Linked DNA regions of Homo sapiens: all the other regions are linked to region 1. A link is a loop called in an ENCODE intact Hi-C map of the cell type or tissue named here. Cell type or tissue: chondrocyte. All regions are shown on one strand. Each heading gives the region's core, and the rest is flanking DNA. Links, peaks and the distances in the headings are about the cores only.

Region 1 (4,000 bases), core at 1-4,000:
TTTTCCGGGTTCAGACTTAGACCTACAGAGTGTAAGGTCCCTCTGAGACACCAAATGGAGGGGTCCAGCTGGCAGCTGGCTCCTCATCTGGAGCTTCGAGGAGAGGTCTTAGCTCAGAGCCATATTCAAGACCCAGCCTAAATACCGCCTCATGCAGGGAGCCCCCCTGACCTTCCATAGCCTCAAATCTGCCCCTCTGCATACCCCCGATCCCTTGCCAAGTGGCATTTGGGTCTTTATGTCATCTCCCTCACCTGTCTGGGAGTAAAGGTGAGGTTCAGGGACTTGGGCTTGTGTACTCTAGTGTCTTCAGGGAGAATGTGTAAAGCATAGAGGGGGCAGCTTGGAAAAAGGGAGACTCAGAGGAGACTCAAGGACATCTGAGGAGGCAAGCCTGGGAGGAGGAAAAGAGATGAGAATGAGCAGAAGAAACAGTGCCGGGGCAGGGAAGCAGGTGGGAGGATCAGGGAATAAGAGGGGCCGGAGAGGTGGGGGCGGGCATGCTGGTGAGGGGCTGCCTGGCTCGCCAGGCTCAGGAGTCGATTACATCTTCCTGCAAGGGCCAGTTCACCTAGTTGCACCAAACCCCTTCCTCTGTGGGTAGGGCCAGAAGGCCCAGAGCACAGACCAACCCAATTAGGCAGGCCTGAGGTGGACTTAGGGGTGGGTGCTGGGCTGGACTCCTGGTTGTGGGGAGCAGCCGCCACCCTGCCGACTTCATCCACTTTCCAACTCGCTGCCTATCTGGAACAGATGCAATATTTAGTGCCTTGTGAAAGATGCTCCTAGTGCACCTGCTGCCTGCTGCCCCTCCCCCAGGCTGCCCTGGGCTCTCCAGAGGGGGGTCCTATGGATGCTTGGCCTAGATTCTGAGCCCTGCTTCTTATATCCAGGACCCCTTTCCCAGAGGCCAGCTGCTTGAGTACCCTGGAAGCCAGTCTGTAGCCCCAGGCTAGAGCTGGGTCCCTCCCACAGCCCTTCTTTAGCATGTTTGTTTGGACTGACTTATTTCATAGAGAGGGGTGTGTCTTGCCCAAGCCCATCTGGCATGTCTGAGGCAGCTCTGGGGTCAGAATCTGCAGCTCCCATCCCCCAGCCCTGCAATACTAGGGGAGGCTGGATCCCACATCTCTGAAGTCCCACTAGGCTGGTCTGACAGGGCTCCCAAGCGCAGGGCTGCTCTGCAGGCTGTGGGGCTCATGCTCCAGCTCCGAGCCCACCTGATGTGCCCGGGTGGCTCACCTTTGGGCCTGTCCTGCCTCTCAGGCATTCAGCTGACCCGGAGGGACTCCCCCATCTTGACCACCAGCTGTGGGCTTGAGTTAGAGGTTCCCAGAACTTTAGACCATTTAGCCCAACCCCCTATTTCTCAGCTGGGGAAACTGAGACCAAAGAGGGAAGAAACTTTCTCAAGTGCCCCCAGCAAGTCAGAGGAGGAACCAGGTATAGGAGCCTCTTTCCGACAGAGGTCTTCCCTGACCCCTGAGCCTTCTTCAGTGCCTCATTAGCTTCCCTGTAAGGAGACTGCCCCACAGAGCCTGGAAATGGTGCTGTCCCGGGCAGTGTGTGCCCATGACTGCGCCTGTGTTTGTACTTGTGAGTGTATGGCCGGGGGGCCGGGGGGGTGGTGCACTGAAGGGTGGGAATAAACAGCAGGGATACTGGGGACTGGAATGCACCCCACTTGCCCCCCAAAAAGGGGCGACGGAGCCCAGCCCAGCCCAGCACATGCTTAGACTTTCCAATCTACTGAATGTCTGTGAGGCCTGCTGGGCTCAAAGGACAAGGAACAGGCCTTTCACCCCCAGGTGGCAGGGGTGGCCCAGGATGGGTGGAAGCTTCTGCAGCACGGTCAGGGGTCACATCCCAGCCCATGGGCTGACAGTTAAACAGAGAAGCCGCCACTAGGGGTCAGTCATGATTCAATGATTCTGATGAGGAGTGGGCCCCACCAGCCTCTGCCCAGGGTTTTGTCTTCCAGGCCTTCTTGGGAAGAATTGTTCCCTGCCAGAAAGGGGCTAATAATCTGAGAGGAAGCCATAGCTGGAATTCTAAACTGTGTGAGTGTGTGTCCAGTTTGGAAAGGTATATCCAATCTAAAAATTTGTATTGAAAAAATGGAAAGATATACCTATTGTTTTGGAATACAAACTACAGAAAGTAACAGTTAACAGAATCTTATTGGAAAGATTAGATTCTGCATCTGGAAAGGCAGAGTGATTTTTCAACTGGGGTGTATGTCCTTAACTGAGGAAGGGAACATGATATTTATATTAAAAGGCAGCTATGATTTTCTTTTTTCTGAGACGGAGTCTTGATCTGTCGCCCAGGCTGGAGTGCAGTGGCATGATCTCAGCTCACTGCTGCAACCTCCACCTCCCGGGTTCATGCCATTCTCCTACCTCAGCCTCCCGAGTAGCTGGGACTACAGGCGCCTGCTACCACGCCCGGTTAATTTTTTGTATTTTTAGTAGAGACGGGGTTTCACCACATCAGCCAGGATGGTCTCGATCTCCTGACCTCGTGATCCGCCCGCCTCTGCCTCCCAAAGTGCTGGGATTACAAGTGTGAGCCACCGCGCCTGGCCTATGATTTTTCTTTATGTAGAGAATTTATCTTTTATAAAGAGCTTATTACATACTATTAGTGCTTCTTCAATCATGTGTATTAATCACCTGGATTCCTAGGCTTTATTCCCAGAGATTCTGATCCTGTAAGCCTAGGGTGGGACCCAGAAATCTGTACAGGGTGATACAGGCTGCCCCAGGACCACACCTAAGAAACACTGCCACTGGCCCCCACACACATCCAAGTCTCCAAATATGTAGGCAGGGCACATTCTCTCCATAGAACAGATGGGGAACCTGAGGTCCAGGATGGTGAAAGAAATGGCACAGGGTCACCCAGCTAGTAGAAGAGCCACGATACACAGACTGCCTGCAGACACCATCTTTGATGAGAGCTCCACCTCTTTATAGGAGTAGTACAAACTACTTTCTGTAGTTTGTATTCCAAAATGATGGGTATATCTTTCCATTTTTTCAATGTAAATTTTTAGATTGGATATGCTTTCCCAAACTGGACACACACTCACAGTTTAGAATTCCAGCTATGGCTTCCTCTCAGATTATTAGCTCCTTATATATTCCCTGACTCCTACCTCCTGCCTCCCCTATGGTGGGTCTCTATCCAAGGAAGAGGTAGCCCTGGTCCTCTAGGCTGACTGGGGCTTGGAGGAAAAGCCTGGGTGACTGTAGGAGCTAGAAGGGCCCTTGGAATTCAGGTGGGGAAACTGAGGCCCTGAGAAGGCAGTCCTCACATTTGCATTCTACCTGGAGAAGGGCTGGGTCTCCTTCCTGAGTGGCAGGCCCAACTTCACCAGCCTGGCCCTCAGTCAAGCTGGCTGTCCAGGCCCGGCACACCTCGGGTGGGTGACCAGAGGCAGCGGTGCCATAAAATGTGTTTGCTGGGAGATCCACCCCCAAAGCACAAAACATTCCAGGGCTGCTGATTTGGGCAAGCCCCCTTCCTTCTCGGCCCAGTGTCCCCATCTCTACCACCGCTGTGTGGGAGGGGACTTCTCTCTAAGGCTGAGCAGCAGATTCGCTCCCAAGCGCCTACACCGCCCAGGTGGCCGGCTCCTCTGCACCCACGCTTCAAGAAAGTCACCTCTTAGGCAAGGAAGGAGCCTCGGCCCTGTTGGGAGCGGGAGTCGGTATACTCCCAGCCTCCCAGACTGCTGGGGATGACCCGCGGTGCCTGCAAAGCCGGTGTCATCCAGCCCACTGCCCAGCCCACAGACACTCGCCCTGGAGGGTGGCCCTGGCCCTGGCAGCGGCTCCGAGAAGAGGCGGCCCCCACTCCAAACCTGGCAGACCCACCCACGCAGGCCCGCCCCCGCTGCCTCAGCGAGTGGGCTCAGCCCTGCCCACGCCCCCATCTGGCCGGGACAATCTCGGGCCACTCCCCCGGGCGCAGGGCACCCTCCCTTCCCTCCCAC
Region 2 (5,236 bases), core at 723-4,722, 100 kb after region 1:
AGCACTTGAGGTCAAGAGTTTGAGACCAGCCTGGCCAACATGGCAAAACCTCATCTCTACGAAAATTAAAACAACAATAAAAAATTAGCCAGGCATGGTGGCGCATGCCTGTAATCCCAGCTACTCAGGAGGCTGAGGCATGAGAATCGCTTGAGCCCGGGAGGTGGAGGTTGCAGTGAGCTGAGATTGCACCACTGCACTCCAGCCTGGGCCACAGAGTGACACTGTCTCAAAACAAAACAAAACAAAACAAAAAAGCCTCCTTAGATTCAAACTGGATTCCGACCTCGGTTCCACTGGTCACCATTCAACTACTGTTCATCTCTTAGTCTCTGTTTCTGTAACTTCAAAAGGAAGTTAGCATTTTCCTTGCAGAGGTGCTGAGGATTGAATGAGAGAATACCTGGAAAGCATTAGGCATGTAGCACACTTAGCAGATGGTGGTTGGCTCCCTCTGCTTTTCCACCAGTCTGTGGCCTACAGTTTAAATGGTGGGAAGAAGGACATGAGATCTGAGGCTGGGGAAGGAGGTATGGGGTTCTAGGCAAGGGAGGAAGCCTCTTAGGCCTGGAGCAAGGGAGCAGGGTCCTGGGCAGGTGACAGAGCCCCACAGTGCCCTAGCTACCCTATTAATGGGCCCAGAACCTGGAAGCCAGCCACCATGTGCCCTCATGCCCAGGGTCTTCCTGCAGGTGGAGATGAAGAGCCAAGAGTCTCAGAGTCTGCAGCAGCAGTGAGACTAGTACCTGGGTCACCTGCAGCAGTACGTGGCCACCTATCAGCAGCTGACCTCTGAGAAGGAGGCGCTGCACAGGCAGTTACTGCTGCAGACCCAGCTCGTGGACCAGCTGCAGCAGCAGGAAGCTTGGGGCAAAGCGGTGGCTGAGATTATAACATTTTAAAATATGAATACAGTAGTTTAAAACAAAGAAACTGGAGGAAGGAAAAGTAGAGAAAGAGATGCCAATTCAAGTCCAAACCTTTATTTGCCAAGTTTTCTTAGAATGACTTTTACCAATTGATGAATTCCTGTAAACAGAATGTATAATGGAAATACGGAAACTGCCTAAAGTGGGATTATTCACTGCTACTGTGATGCTACTGTAATGTAATAAATTATTAAATTGTTGCAAAGTGCTGTTTTTGCCTTAAAATTTTATGTGTCTTGAAAACTATAGTATTAAGAGTATTGAGACTGTGAAAATGCTGGGGACAGTTGGCATGAGATAATCAGTTTTTATTTTTATGAAATTGTAATGTAACTATGCAAGTGTGTTTATTAAAGGAACAAACTAAAAAGAAGTTACGGGAATTTTAAAAAGTTGTGGGATGAAAAAGTTATGGGATAAAAAATGCTGTGGAAAAGTTGTGGCAAAAGAAGTTGTGAAAAAAAGTAGAAAAATGTTTTATGAAAAGTATTTTAAAAAGTTATGAAAAGGAAGTTACGGGATTTTTTTTTAAGTCATGGGATAAAAATAAAAGCAGGTCTCTGTCGGCACAAGCCTGGAGAAGTGGGACTGGAGACTTCGCCCCCGCCATGGACCAACCACCCCTTCCCAGTCACCCCTTTACCATTAGGGTGGCAAGACAAGATCCCTGCCTAATGGGGGGAGATAAACAGACCCTTTGGCACCTGACCAGGGCTGAGTCCTTAAATTTCTGGATGATGATGATTGTTATTTAAGAGCCAGAGGCTGGCGGAGTTGGTTTGTTTGGAGGAGGCCTGATGGCCTCCCCTACTCTCACCAAAGCAACTTTTCCCTCAGGGGGCTCCCATCTTATTCAGAGAGGCAGCTGAGGCGGGACAGTGGGGCTAACTGTAGAGCAGGTGAGGGCTCGGGCTGCTGGGGTGGCCCCCCTTCCCCAGTGTACACATAGTATCTGTGTAACATTTTGTATATTCCGGGGGGTAGGGCCACCCCTTGTATCATACCTACCAGAGGCTGGAGCTGGCATATGAGGAGGAGGTTCTAATCATTATTTACGGCTGGGAAACTTATTTATTGATAGCATAGGACAGAGGAAGGAGGAGGGGATGGGGTCCTGGCTGCCTTGGTGATGTGACTCCTGTTTATTTTGCTTTCCATTTTGGAATAAATGGATTTAGCCATACTGCTCAGCCTGGTGGGTTCCCATTTCCCTCACTGGGTCCTGGAGTTTGCGCCACTGAATGAAGAGCCCCAGAGTGAGCATGTCCAGCTGGGCTGTTGGGGACCTTCCAGGCCTGTTACCTGTATGCTGCCTGGTGACACCTGGTAGATTGCATGGGGATTGCTATGGCGCCTATGGGGCACAGTCCGGCCCTGACAGCCAACAGGCTCAGAAGCCTGATCTAGCGGTGGCCGGGAAGGCAGATACGAGCACCCAAGGCCACTGACTTCCATTCACCCCAGTCGTCTTCGGTTCCGTCCCCTTGCCTCCCTCTCCTGTCTGCACAGGGTGGCCTGTTCTGTCTGGCCCTCTAGAGTGTCAGCTGCCCCGCAGGCTCCTCCAGGCTGAGTTCATGGTCCTGCCCCCTAGTGGCCAGAGCCAGCTTCACAGGATAAGAGCCAGCTAAGCTCCAGGGGCTTTCCAGGAAGTGTCCCTTGGAAAGGGTGTGGCCTTTTCACCGCTCCCAACAGCACCCTAGAAATGGCTTGGCTTTTTCCCTCCCCTCAGCTCCACAGAGAACACAGCCAGCAGAGGACACATTCCCCATCATCCAGAAATGGGTTTGATTCTCAGCCAAGGGACACCAGGGCTGGTAGAGACTGTCAGGCCACACAGCTGCCTGCACAGCACCCCCATGCTTGGTGGGGGGTGGGAGGGATGGCGGGGGGTGGGACGGTGGGGGGGTGGGACGGATGGCGGGGGCTGGCTGTCCACAGGCTGGGCATGACAGGCAGGCTCACTGGAGGTGGCACACTTTGGAGGGGCAGTGTCAGGGGAGACCTTCCTTTTGTTGGGCCACAAGACTCCACAAGGACAGCACGGTGACTGATTCCCAGTGCTAGAGGCGAGGTGGTCGGCCATATGTAGGTGTGTGTGTGTGTATATATATATATATATATGTATATTTATATATATATTTATATATATGTATATTTATATATATATTTATATTTATATATATATGAGTATTTATAGCTATTTATAGAACAAGGCAGGGGCATACCACAGAGGGGCCACAAGTTTTCAGCAATGGTCACACCTGGATGTGTCAGCTCACCACTACAACAGACTAAGTCACAGATGAAGGGGGCTGGCTTTGGGGCTGGGGAGCCACTGTCAAGTCACAGGACACCCGCCCAGGCAGGCTTGGAAAGGGAGGTCTCTGAGAAGAGGAGGATCTGTTTAGAGGTTGGAGTGGGGCTGGAGCTCTCAGGATGGGATGGACTTGCCTAACCCAATCAGTTGGCAGTTGGAGAAAAGCAGAGAGAAAATAGGAGAGAGAATAGCAAGCAGAGAGCTGGTGATGCAAGCGCAGAGCACGGGCATGTCGCAGCAGCTGTGGGAGGGCCGGGGAGGGGAGCGCGCAGGTGCGGGTGTAGCAAAGGTTCCTGGAAAAGAGGGGCTGGAAGGGAAAGGGGAGGAAGATGGAGGGAGAAGCCAGAGCTTCACAGGTAGTGCCTGGGGGCTGCGGCAGCCCTCCCCAGCTCACACACACTGGCCTCTCCCATGGCACCCAGGCAGTGCACCCACACTTCAGACCAATGCTCAGCCGCTTTGGGCTTCTCTCTTCTCTGGTCACCCTGCCTTCCAACCCACTGGCCCAGGGCCACCTCTTGCTTGGGGAGCCCCACCCAACAGCCACCTGGCCTGATAAGGAACACTGCTTGAACCAAAATGGTGAAGCTATAAGGGATGGATGGCTGGAGTGAGTACCAGAGGCCCCTCTGGTGGTGAGAAAGTCCAGGGTCCTCTGAAGGGACCCTGGGGAAGGCAGGGAGGGCAGGTAGCCGGATGCCACTGGCCATAGACTTATAAGTCTAAGAGGGGAGCCTCAGCTGGTTGCGGGGTGAGGGGGGCTGCAAGTTTCATAGCTGAGGCTGGGTCCTTCCTGCTGGGAAAAGCAGAAGAGGGAGAGTCCATGGCAGGAGAGGCAGGTGGGCTCGCTAGGCGGAGCTCAGCTGGGCCAGCAGGCACTGTGGTCCCCTTGGCTGAATAGCACAGGCGACCCCTAGGAGCAACAGGCCAAGGTGCGTGAGCCTGCTGGTCGGCGATAGTGCTTCAGTGGGGGCCAGGGACCCTGCCTTCAGTCACACGCTAGCAGCTGCGGTGGTACCTGGCAGGGAGGGAAGGGGGCTGTGTGTCCCTGCCTGGCCTGTGAAGTGTGTTGTGGGATGACCGTGTGTATGGGACTCTTAAGGTTTTATCCTAGATCACCAGGGATTGCCAACAGATAGAGGAGGTGGGACCCTGACTATCACCCCTCCTCTGCAGTGGGTTTGACTCTTGACACTCCCAGGCTGGGATCTGGATACCCTGACCTGGCAGCATGACTCAGACTGCACGACAGGTACAGCGTGCCCAGGATGACGTTCCTAGACCTCTAGCTGCCTCAGAGTCCAGCCGCACACACAACCCCGTCCAAGCTCCCAGCCCCTACACCATAAATCATGAGCTCTCTGCCCTCTCTGATGACTACAGAGAGCACCCATGTCTGCCAGCTTGGGCATGGAGACTGTTCCAACAGCCCCCAGGCTCAGCCATGGAGGCCTTGGGCAGTGGCGCTGAGTCCCATGGCTTGCAGGGAAGGGAGGTGAGAGAGCCAGCAGCACGAGGACAGAAAGAGGAAAGAGCAAATCTGCAGCTCCAGAAGGGAGGGGCAGGGAGCCTGGATCTGAGGTCCCAGGTGCGCCCCCGTGTGGAGCCGGTGCAGCGGGGCAGGAACACCGTTCATGGAGCAGGCGGTGAGGCATGTACCTACCATGGCTGATGCTCCTCAGGGACCACTGATAGTGATTCTGAAAGCATCAGATCAACATGACAGGTCACACGCATGGGTGGGGCAGGCCTGGGGTTGGGGGACACACACACACGCACATGCCGGGGTGTGCACACACATGCTATGAGGCCCCACAGCATGCACAGCCGGCATGCACACGCTAACACACATGTCCACAACACGCATACGCCTCCTTCCCCGCCACATCCTGGTACCCAGCACCCTCACTGGCTGGCACGTGCAGCACAGATCTGGGGTGTGCAGCCACTTGGCACACTGAAGCACACATGTGAGCAGAGTCACAACACA
Region 3 (5,236 bases), core at 719-4,718, 110 kb after region 1:
GGGAGTTATCTTTTCTACTGGACAGAAATCTGTAAGCTAACATATATACATATTCTCCAGTATATTCATAACATATTCTGTAGTATATTTCCCTGCACTAGTGCTTTTCAAAGCATGGTCTCAAATTGGAAGCATCAGCGTCACCTGGGAACATAGACATGCAATGCTTAGGCCCCACCTCAGTCCTACTGAGTTAGAAACTCTGGTGTGAGGCCCAGCAGCCGGTTTCACAAGCCCTGCAGGGCATGATGATGCACTCTAATGTGTGAGGACCACGGCTCTAAATAATCAATCTTTAATAGTAAAACAAGTATCTATGAAACAATGCTCCAGTATGACATTAAAAGGGCACACCATCCACCTTTTAACTTTATTTCTCAATTTAGATATTTTGTCTGATGTTAAATTTGCTGTTTTGTTTCTCAAATACTCTTAAGACAGTTTTCATCTGTTCCTAATTTTCTCTTTTTAAATAAAAAATGGTTTTCCAAATCTGTCCATTTTACTCTTCTTTAACCTATTGATAGGATGAAGTAAAAGTTGAACCATTCTTACCTTTTTTTTTTTTTTGAGACGGAGTCTCACCCTGTTGCTCAAGCTGACTGAAATGCAGCGGTGCAATCTCGGCTGACTGCAGCCTCCATCTCCCAGGTTCAAGCGATTCTCATGCCTCAGCCTCCTGAGTAGCTGGGATTACAGGCACCCGCCACCACGCCCAATTCATTTTTTTTTTTTTTTTGTAGAGACAGGTTTTGCCATGTTGGCCAGGCTGGTCTCCAACTCCTGACCTCAAGTGATCTGCCTGCCTCAGCCTCCCAAAGTGCTAGGATTACAGGCATGATTACCCACATCTGCCAGCTTGGGCACGGAGCCTGTTTCAAGAGCCCCCAGGCTCAGCCATGGAGCCTGGGGGACTTTGGGACCGTGGGGGCTGGCCCTGGTACCTGCGTCCAGCTGGGATGCTCTGCACCTGCAGCCAGGAGTCATCCACGGGCCCCCGTGGGCGTGCTGACAGTGGTCGTGTTGATGTTCACCGATGTTGCTGGGTGCCTCCGTCAGCACGTGGCGCTTGCGCAGCATCTCGCCGCCCCACTGTGCCTTCTCTGCCAACTCCTCCATCAGCGTGTTCTGGTCCCCATGCGAGTACAGGTTGGACAGCAGCTCTGAGAAGATGAATTCCTTGGTCTGAGAGTGGGCAAAGAGGGAAGGAGGTTGGGACCTGATACCTGTGCCACCCTGGCCACCCCGCTGGGCCCTGCTAGGACTGTGTGCTGGACTTGGAGCCCCAAGTATGGCTTTTCAGATGCGGCTTCTACACTGCTTCAACTTGAAGATCTGCGTCCCCACTGCCTTTTCTCACTCAGATGGGGACACTGAAGTCCAGAGGAAAAGCCACCTGTCCAAGGTCACAGATCTGGAAGGGGACCCAGGACCTGTCATGCCACCAGGACACCTGTCTACTCAGTTTAAAAAAATTTTTTTTGGAGGTAGGATGTCGTTCTGTCACCAGGCTGGGGTACCGTGGATGAGATCACCACTCACTGCAGCCTCAACCTCCTGGGCTCAAAGTGATGCTCCAACATCAGCCTGTTGAGTAGCTAGGACTACAGGCACGTGCCACCACCAAGCCCAGCTATTTTTTAAATTTTTGTGTAGAGACCAGGTCTCACTATGTTGCCCAGGTTTGTCTCAAACTCCCGGGCTCAAGTGATCCTTGACTTGGAAGAGCCCTGTGTTTCTGGCCTGGGCAGCCAAGTATTCAGGAACCCTCCCTGGCCACACGGTCATTGCCTGTTCTGGGCCACCCTCATCCGTATATCCCCTGGACCGCAGCTGTTGGCTGCTCTGACCCTGAGAGCCGATTTGGACAATGGGAGCTGAGGTGCTGGCTGAGGCCATGCCAGGCTTCCTGGAGGTCATCGCTATTTTTAGTCTTTTACTGGGGAGTGTGTTTGTAATAGTTTCAGGCTTACTAATAGCACCAACAAGAGTGCCCTGATTTCTGCCAAATGAGGAGGGATATGGGAATCATATTTGCGGGGGAAATTTGATTCTGAGTCCTGGGGTGAGCCTGGGGGGTTTCTGTTCATCTCGTGTTGGGTCAGGATTGCCGAGAGTGACAGGGAGTGAGCTCACCCATGCCGACAGCTAGGGCAGTGTTGGGAGCGCCGCTGCCCTCAGTTCTGTACTGGGTCCCAGGCGCTGCCAGGAGGAGCCGAGGCGAGTGGGCGTGGCTCTGGCGAGTGCCCGCCCCTTCCCTGGCACCGCAGGCCGACCTGGCCCCTCCCACACTGCTGGGCCTTGCATGGTCCTGCAGCGCCTCCTTGTGAGCGGCTCGCGGTACGGTCTCCCCTGCAGCTTGCTTTAGAAAGCGGGGTCGCCACACCAACAGGTGCTTTAAAGAGTGCCAAGGCGGTGGCAGGCTCCCCGCTGTTATCAAGACTGCAGGGGCCCATAACCCGCCTCTGGGCTGGAGCCTCAGTGTTTTAATGAGCTTCCCAGACTAGTGGTTGCAAGGAGGCCAGTCCTGCAGCACAGCGATTGGCCTTCAGAAACACAGGGAGGGAGTTGTGTGGTCAGCTGCATTCAGGAGACGGGAGTTACACAGGATTGAACCACGTTCTGCAGCAGGACTTCTAGGAGCCTTTTAAGGCGCTGAGCATCGTCTCCCAAATTTAGCTGACCATGGGACACCTTCTCATCTCCCAGAGGAACCTTCCAGGCCTGAGGCAGAGGTGGGGTCTGGCTTCCCGGGTGCCAGCCTGGGCCGAGGGGTCTCTGTCAGCTCCTGACTGAGGAGCAAATGAAGAATTATACTTCGGGCTCGTGTTCTGCAGCACAGGAGTGTTGGGCGCCGTAGGTTTGGGGTTTGTGGGGGCTGTGGGCTGACAGCTGTTGGGGAGAAAGGACTGGTGGTGGGGACCCTGTGCCCCGTTCACACGGAGCCTCCTCCCACCTGCTGGGGCTGGCAGCCCGGTCTGCAGAGCCAGGCAGGAGGCGGAACCTGAGAAATCCACACGCGGGGACCCCTGTGCTTGGGCGTTCTCTGTTCTCTGGTGCTCCCATGTTCCAGAACACACACTGGTGAATTCGGAATTTAAATAAAGCTGGCCTTTCTGACCTTAAGCCTCTGGATGAGAGTTAAGCATGTCCAGGTAGTAGTGGGTGTTTTGAAACATAAAAGGTTGCACCCTCGTGTGTGCCTGTGTTAAAAGGAGCCCACGCAGCCGACAGCAGCAGGAGCAAATGGCCTGCTCTGATGGGGACAGGCAGGAAGTCCTTCGGGGCATTTCTGTTTCATCACAGCTTTTCCTGGGGCTGGTGAGTCTGTTGGGCCTTTGGTTGACAGGGAAGCGCATGAGCCCATGTTGGTGGATACAAAGCATCTGGGGCCTGGCAGAATCCAGAGAGGGGAAGATGGTGGCCCCAGTGTTGGAGGAACTGGCCTATTTTGTGATCCCCAGAGACCAGTGTGACTGACCCATTAGTGCTACAAATCCATAGCCAGGCCTCAGGACAGCTTTTGGTTTTGTTTTTATTAAGCCACTGACCAGTGGTTAGGAGCAAGTGGATCATAACCTTAACATTTTATTGAAAATTGGAGCCCTGACCTGGGGATGTGAAACCCACGAGCTGCACATTTCTCTGTAGACTGCATCTGGACACTTGTCACATTGCCGACTAGGTCTGACAGTCATCACCAGGACTGCCTGGGCCTGTGTTCATTCCCAGTCAATGAATCCTGGGACACAGACGTCCTGGACTCGTGCCCGGTGCCAGGCCTCGTGCCTGCCCAAGGATGCAGACATACCCACCATCACCATGCAAGTGCCAGGAGCTCTTCTCAGCGCTTATGTGTGGGAACACGAGTAATCCCACACCCTAGGAGGTGGCACTACTGTTACCCCAGTGTGCAGATGAGGAATCAGAGGCCACAAAAGGCAGTGACTTCAGTCACACAGCAAGCATGTGGCAGAGCTGGAGTGCAGGCCATCATTCTGAACCTGCCTCTTGCTGGGCCTTTGTTCCTTGTCACCTCTCTGCAGAAGGTGGGCCTCGTCCCCTGCATCAGGCCCCCAGCCTGGCCAGTGCTCTTCCCACCCTGCCCCAGGCCACCTGCTGTGCCTGTGAGGGCTGTGTGTGAGCACTCTCTGGAGCGCCGCTGATTCTCTTGTCTCTCCCCTGCGTCCTGCCAGGAAGCTGATCAGTATCTCCTTTGGGGACCTGAACCCTTTCCCCGTACGCCAGATCCGGAACCGACGTGCCTACCACTTGGAGAAAGTCCGGCTGGAGCTGACCGAGCTGGAGGCCATCCGTGAGGACTTCCTGCATGAGCGGGACACCAGCCCTGACAAGGGTGAGCTGGTCAGTGACGAGGAGGAGGATACCTGAGTGGGCTCCGGGACGCTGCTCTTCCTGCCTTCACAACCAAAGTGTGCCCAAAGGGTGAAAGTGCACTTAAAAGCCAGAATGTAACGTGTGTGGCCTCTGGGGATCTGCTGGGCAGATGTCCCAAGCCAGGCTGCCCTTCCTCATTTCCCACTGTGCGGGGGGCAGGGGTGGGAGGTCTAATCTGTTTACAGCCATTTCCGTGCCATACTTTTGGTTATACATATCTCAGTCACGCTTTCTGCCTGATTGGTGGATCCTCGGGCTTACCAGTGGCTATTTGCAAGAGCCTGTTTCCAGCCTCCGTCAGCCTGTCGGTGCTCTGACCCTCTGAAACCTTGCTTTGCTGGGCATCTCCCCATATTCTCTCTCCTGTACATAGTGGGCAGTGGTGTGTGGTTTTGAATGGCAGTGCTATGAAGGATGCCCACTATGCTTCAGGCACCTGTAGGCCAGAGGGTTGCTGCCTCAGGCATAAGGTCGGTATGAAAAGGGGCTGCCTTAGAAAAGCAGGCACATCCTTTGTTCAGAAATGGCCACTGTAGAAAGCCCGTGAACCTCCCACTGGTGGCTTTAAGCTGCCAGCCATGCCCCATTTCTAGAATAGCCTGTGCTCTTCCACACACAACTCTTCCAACAGTGGCTCCCAGCCTGCATGGGGAGGGCCTGGCTGCCCAGACACCCACCCTCACTTCTCATGGCCAGCCTGTGTTTGCAGATCACTGGGCTGCTCTGTCCCCAGCTTGCCCCATGCCTGACATGGCTCCATGAGATTCTGTGGAATGCCCTTCTTGACTCGTGGAAATCATTCACCAAGTACGATGGGATGGGATTCCAAGTAAACAGT

The links. A loop is a pair of places that touch in the nucleus more often than their neighbours do. Peaks named below come from ENCODE experiments on the same cell type or tissue, not always from the same donor. Only the 100,000 strongest peaks of a DNase experiment are listed, where the experiment ranks them.
Region 2: it touches region 1 in a loop (2.3-fold over the local background); 2 of 110 quality-filtered maps call a loop at or near these places.
Region 3: it touches region 1 in a loop (7-fold over the local background); 11 of 110 quality-filtered maps call a loop at or near these places.

What each region holds. Positions count from the first base shown.
Region 1 is chr15:78,637,011-78,641,010 of GRCh38, forward strand. The region is part of intron 1 of CHRNB4 (cholinergic receptor nicotinic beta 4 subunit); the gene reads right to left. Among named protein-coding and RNA genes, the nearest start is that of CHRNB4, 2.2 kb to the right of the region's middle. RefSeq lists an enhancer at 679-1,180. In chondrocyte, for the core only: CTCF peaks have their summits at 1,898 (motif pointing right) and 2,108; no DNase peak of the experiment used is centred there.
Region 2 is chr15:78,735,800-78,741,035 of GRCh38, forward strand. It overlaps the pseudogene DNM1P37. Among named protein-coding and RNA genes, the nearest start is that of ADAMTS7, 73 kb to the right of the region's middle. RefSeq lists enhancers at 3,660-4,639, 4,640-5,236. In chondrocyte, for the core only: a CTCF peak has its summit at 2,502 (motif pointing left); no DNase peak of the experiment used is centred there.
Region 3 is chr15:78,748,917-78,754,152 of GRCh38, forward strand. It overlaps the pseudogene LOC646938. Among named protein-coding and RNA genes, the nearest start is that of ADAMTS7, 60 kb to the right of the region's middle. In chondrocyte, for the core only: CTCF peaks have their summits at 2,336 (motif pointing left) and 2,541; DNase peaks (open chromatin) are centred at 1,045, 2,285 and 2,895.